Regions from separate parts of the Mus musculus genome. Here region 1 is linked to region 2. A link is a contact called in ENCODE POLR2A ChIA-PET data. All regions are on one chromosome and are shown on one strand. Each heading gives the region's core, a stretch centred on a gene start or an enhancer-like site at or near the end of the contact. The rest is flanking DNA. Distances are from core to core; before and after follow the strand shown. Region 1 holds the start of Gpr146 (G protein-coupled receptor 146). Region 2 holds the start of Zfand2a (zinc finger, AN1-type domain 2A).

What was found. ChIA-PET counts read pairs that join two places held with the same protein, here RNA polymerase II (POLR2A).
Region 1: POLR2A ChIA-PET joins it to region 2 with 18 read pairs in Patski. The contact joins the promoter of Gpr146 here to the promoter of Zfand2a in region 2. POLR2A ChIA-PET finds 5 or more read pairs at or near these places in 2 of 5 experiments (Patski and embryonic stem cell).

The regions. Positions count from the first base shown.
Region 1 is chr5:139,379,117-139,382,026 of GRCm38, forward strand. It overlaps Gpr146 (G protein-coupled receptor 146), which reads left to right and starts at 1,523. Exons shown (of 2, transcript NM_030258.5): 1 at 1,523-1,627. The region is part of intron 2 of 3110082I17Rik (RIKEN cDNA 3110082I17 gene); the gene reads right to left.
Region 2 is chr5:139,482,869-139,485,788 of GRCm38, forward strand. Zfand2a (zinc finger, AN1-type domain 2A) reads right to left here and starts at 1,623. Exons shown (of 7, transcript NM_001159908.1): 1 at 1,409-1,623.

The sequences.
Region 1 (2,910 bases), core at 273-2,772, 100 kb before region 2:
TGTGGCCCGGGAAGGGAAGTTCCGGGCGTTTCCATGGCGCTTGGCCTCGGCAGGGCACTGGGCTGCTGTGTGAGCTGAGACTCGTGACCACTGAGTACACGGCCCGAGCAGGGGCCATGCCTGACCCTTAGGAGCCCTCCCTGCAGCACGAGGGAGGCCAGCTCTGTGGGATTTTTCAAATATCAACCTCAGAGCACGAGGTCAGACAGCAATTCACACACCCTACCATGTCCAAGATGTCTAGCTCGGGGACATGCCTGCTCAATGGGAGGACCGCCCGCAGCCGAGTCGGCGGCTGGGCCCTCTTACTCTGAACATCTGTGCTGTGCTTCGGGTGGTGCAGAGCAGGCAGCCAGTGGGGCCTTGCACTAGGAGGGTGCTCGGTTCACCAGCAGCACTCCCCAGTTGTGAGTGAAACCTCACAGGAACCCTCTGGAAGGCCCAGGAACCCTGACACTTCAGAGTCTCACCAGGAATCCTGAGGGTCAATTATTTATGGTTTACTTTCATTTTAGATTATGTGCCTATGGAGCCCAGAGGTCCACCTTGGCCATCATTCCTCAGGTGCTGTCCACCTTGTTTTTTATAAGACAGGGTTGGCTTTTTGGGGGTGGGGGTGGTTGGTGGCCTGAAATGTGAAAGTTAGATAGGCTGGCCCAAAGGGCCCCAGCGCCTGCCACCTCCCTAGCACTACAAGCACATGCTACCACACTCAACCTTTCTGACATGGGTTCTGAGGGATCAAACATAGGTCCTCCTGCTTGCAATTGGGCCAACAACTCCAGGACCCTCCCCCCACTTTTGACAGTCTTACTTTGCAACCCCAGTTGGCCCAGAATTTGCTATGTAAGCTACAACAGCCTTGGATTTATGGCAGTCCTTGCTCTGCCTCTTGAGTGCTGAGATTATAGATGGGCACCATCATGCCCAGTTAGGCTATCTGTGTGTGTGTGTGTATTTTGTTGTTGTTACTCTTTGTTTTTTAAGATCTCATGTATCCCAGGATACCCTTCAGGTGACTATGTAGCCAGGGACAGCCTTGAACTTCTGATCCTCCCTGCTCTATCTCCTGAGTGTTGGGACTACATGTATGCACGCACCACTACCCCTGGCTTATGTGGTGTTGAGGACTAAACGCCGGGCTTCCTGACTGTTAGGCAAATACTCTAAATGGCACCATTCCCACTTTCATGTTGGACAGCAGCTACACAGTGGGTCGGAGCTGTTTTCTCCGGACAGCTCCACTTAGACGCCTCTAGGACCGGGGAAGCACAGGTCGGGGAAATTACAAACTTTAATGGGGGCAGGTGCGCCGCCCTCCAGCATTAAGGCGGCCGGCCGTGGCTGGCCAAGGGGATTGTCCGTTCGGACTGGGGGCGGAGCCTGCGGGAACTAAGCACCGGTTCCAAGAAAAGGGCGGAGCCACCGAGCTGTGGGTCGGGAGAGAGGGCAGGGCCTGACGGCGTTGCTCGGCGGGCGGGGGCGGGACCACGCGAGCAGCCCCCGGGGGCGGGACGGGGTCACGTGTGTACACAGCCCCCACGGCGTGCGCGCCGTGAGCTCCGCTGCCTCCTGCAAGCCCAGCTGCCCGCCCGCGGCCGGTGCGCGGGCCGCCGCCCAGCGAGCGGTGAGTGGGGCCCGGGGAGGGGAGCCCCTAATGCTCTGTTCCAGGCGGGAGGAGACCGCGCCAGGCTGCGCTGGGTGGACGCCAGGGACAGGGAGTGTGGTCCTGAACCCGCGGCGGGCGGTGGGTTTGCTGCCCGAGGAGGCGGACGGGCTCTCCTAGGACGCTACGGTTACCATCTTCGTCCCTTCTGTTGGTTAAGAGCGTCAGGACATTTGGAACCCGTGCGTAGAGATAGCGGAACTTGCGCCATCGGCCCTGAACATTCATCGGGCACGGGAGGCAGTACCAGCAACTAGAACCCCAAGTGAAGGGATACAGTTTCTTCGGTCCTCAGGCTTGCTGACTAGGACTAACTTAGTACCCGCTGTCCAGAACAGCACCTGCCAATTTAGCGCGCCCCGGTCTGTGATTATGTTCTTGCGAGCTGCATTCCTATTCTCGTCCTGATCCAGCAACCTGACATCTATGTCCACCTCCATGTATCAGAGGCACTGATAACCTGGGGTTAAGCTAGCTTGAAAGAACTATAAGTTAATCCTATTGAAACGCCTCTGGACGTGTCCTGAGGCCACTCCACCCATAGGGGACCAGGCACTATCTCTGTGAGTGCAAGGAAACACTATTAATAATTACACTAAGGGTACAGTCACATTATCCTAACCTGCCATGTAAGTCTTTGAAGAACAACCACAAGGTCCAGATTTCCAAACTAGAACCTCTGGTTGCTCCCAGGGTACAGTGTATCAGTGTCCCCGTGACTCTTTTTTTTTTTTTTTTTTTTTTTGGTTTTTCGAGACAGGGTTTCTCTGTGTAGCCCTGTCCTGGAACTCACTTTGTAGACCAGGCTGGCCTCGAACTCAGAAATCCGCCTGCCTCTGCCTCCTGAGTGCTGGGATTAAAGGCGTGCGCCACCACGCCCGGCTCCCCGTGACTCTTGAATGGGCTCATGAAGAAAGCTGCGACACATCCAGCTAAACCTAATGTGGGGATGCATGGGGATTTAGGTCAGAATGTGTAGGCTGAGTAGTTGGGAGGGGATGCCTGTGTGGTTCACAGACTGGAGGAGACTCTTGCAGCTCCCTGGGCATTCTCTCCTTCCTTACCCCACAATGTCCTAGCATAATCCCCTCCTTTAATGACCCAAACATACTGAGACATGAAGCCAAGCCCTTGGGGGAGTGAGATCTGTGCTCACAAGTGAGGCTCCTGTTTTCCTTAACCTGCCCTAGTTACTTGCTCCTGCCTGCAGCCTCTCAGCTTCCCTGTGGCTCGAGCTGTCCTGA
Region 2 (2,920 bases), core at 373-2,872:
GAGAAGCTATTTGTGAGAAGCACGGGAAACCCAAACCATCCTGGGGCCATGGGAAAGACTGCCATCTCATAAATTCTCAGCAAAGAGCAAAGTGGTCGTTTCATCATAAATACCAAGCCTTGGGTTAATAAGAGAATGCTCTGCGTAGCATGTGGGAGGGGGAAGTTCTAGGTTCAATCCCCAGCTCTGGCAAAAACAAAACAAATGTGGTGAGAGAAAGAAAGGCTTCCCGTATGGAGTCCATAGCTGCCACTGAAAATTATGGTCTCCTTGGAACTCAAGCTGCAGTCTCAACTCCTCAATACACTTGTTGACATCAACAAGATTCGGTGCCAGGTGCTAAGTGGCATCAGTTGACTATGCTCCCCAGAGTAGGCTGTCCCTTGCCTCTCCCTCCCTCATGCCTTCAGTTTTACTTTGTGCACACGCCATAATGACATCAGGCCAGGGCCGATCAAGGCAAGCGGCACTTTAATTAACCACAAGAAACAGACAAGCAGAGAGGCTGGCATCCCGGAGACCAGGCTTGAAGCAAAGTCTCCTCCAAGTCCTGTCACCTATCAAATGACTCGAAACTCTTGCACTTTCCACAGGTCAAGTCCCCAAAGAGCTTTTCACATCTTTCTATTACTTTCTCTGCTGGGAACTTCTTATCTACTCCTTGTTGAGAACTCTCAGGCTTCAGAAGACATCTATTTGACTTGTCAAGGACCAGTCTACAGTGTCACTTCCTCAAACGTCACCTCTAACACCTCTAAGCCAATTCACTTCCCACCCTTCCCCCTTCCTTTCCTACTGCATTTAGTGGTTAGGGTGGATCTCATTCCTGTCGGGGAGGAAACCTTTTAAGTCGTGCACAACAGAATCCGCATTATGAAATGTTTTTGTTCAAAGCAAGCAGCACGTGACGTATTACCAAATGACCACCGACTGTTTCTTTTCTCCCCCCCCCCTTTTTTAAACAGGGGGCCGGGGGCCTAGGACAGACGCTATTTTGTAGTGCTGGCTGTCCCTTAACCCGTTTTGTAGATCACTTTGGCTATCAACTCGGAGATCCGCCTGTCTCTGCCTCTGGAGTGCAGGGATTAAAGGCACGAGCCACCATGCCCTGCTAGTAGACTGTTTCATGAAAGTGTGTCTCACTACTTAGCTCAGGTTAGCCTGGAGCTTGTGATCTAATAACTCAACTCCCCAGCGCTGAGACTACAGGCCTGCAACAACCACTATGCCTGGCTGCCGCGACAATGGCTCAGGGCAGTTGACCTGGGGATGTGAGATGTCACTGTGCTGAGACAGTAACTCCTTGATGGCCAGGCCACGAGAAATCACAGCGCGGAGACGCCAGCCCCTAGTTCACCAGCTCCCCGGGCCCCAGCGGCCCGCAACCACACCGGTACCTGGCACTCACGGGTAGTCAGAGGCGGAGACAGACAAGCGGTGCCCTTTGTGGTTATCCCGGTGACACCGCAGTAGAAACTGCAGCTCCAATCGCCGCGAAGCGCCCGACTTCTCTCAAGGCCGGAAAGCGTAGCATTGCCCCTGCAGCAGCCTGGGCCATTTATCCCCAGCCGACAGATCCAGAGTCATACATCCTGGGCGTTCCCGGCGCGCTCTGATGACGCCACACCAACACCAACCAATCCCCTAACATCTAGAGTCGGCCCGCCAGCGCGCCCAAAATGTCATCGAAGGCCAGCCAATTCCTTCGTGTTATGACCCCCAGAGGGCTGGGCGCCGTGATGACGTCACTTACATGTCACCAATCCAGCAGTTCTACGGCCTTTTCGTCCCTCCCTATCCCCCCGCCTATTTTCTAGAACAGTCAGGCAACATCTCTAGCTTAGGCTGAGTCGTGGTGAGGCAGCTCTGGGTGAGGTGACAGGCTTGCCTGTACCTGAGAGCCTGAGACAGGACCCGGCCGGACGTGAGAATCCTGTGTCTCAGTAGGAGTTCCCTGAGGGCTGGGATCGCGGTATGCACAGATTGATGGCCCATTTGTGAAGCTGTAAGGATCCCAGGACTCGGGGAGGCAGAACGCCAGGGACAGGTCATCTGAACAAACATGCCTTGGAAAAGTGAGGTCCAGTCTACAGAAGAATTACAAGATGATACCCAAAATGCCTGTATCTCTGTTACCAGAGTTGCTGGAGCACGGACTATGCATGTGATTTAAGAAAGATGTTCAGGGCTGGTGAGATGGCTCGGTGGGTAAGAGCACCCGACTGCTCTTCCGAAGGTCAGGAGTTCAAATCCCAGCAACCACATGGTGGCTCACAACCATCCGTAATGAGATCTGACTCCGTCTTCTGGAGTGTCTGAGGACAGCTACAGTGTACTTTAAATAAATAAATAAATAAATAAATCTTAAAAAAAAAAAAAGAAAAAAAAGAAGAAGAAGAAAGAAAGAAAGAAAGATGTTCAAGCCGGGCGGTGGTGGCGCATGCCTTTAATCCCAGCACTCGGGAGGCAGAGGCAGGCGGATTTCTGAGTTTGAGGCCAGCCTGGTCTACAAAGTGAGTTCCAGGACAGCCAGGGCTACACAGAGAAACCCTGTCTCGAAAAAAACCAAAAAAAAAAAAAAAAAAGAAAGAAAGATGTTCAAGTGTTGCTGACCCAAGCTCGAGAATACCAAAGATCTGTGGGCTAGGCTAATAGACCCAGAATACTACTGCTCTGTCCTGATTATTTATGTTTTTAATTAATTATTTATTTATTTCTCAATCTGACATAAACTGAGAAGAGGAGACCACAGTTCAGGAAATAACCTCTATAAGATTGGCCTAGGAAGTACTTTTAAGTTAGTCATTAATATGGAAGGGCTGAGCTCCTTGCGAGTAGTACCACCCCTAGGCTGATTATCCTAGGTGCTATAAGAAAGTAAAAATCAGGCCAGTTGGATGTGTACACCTATAATCGCAGC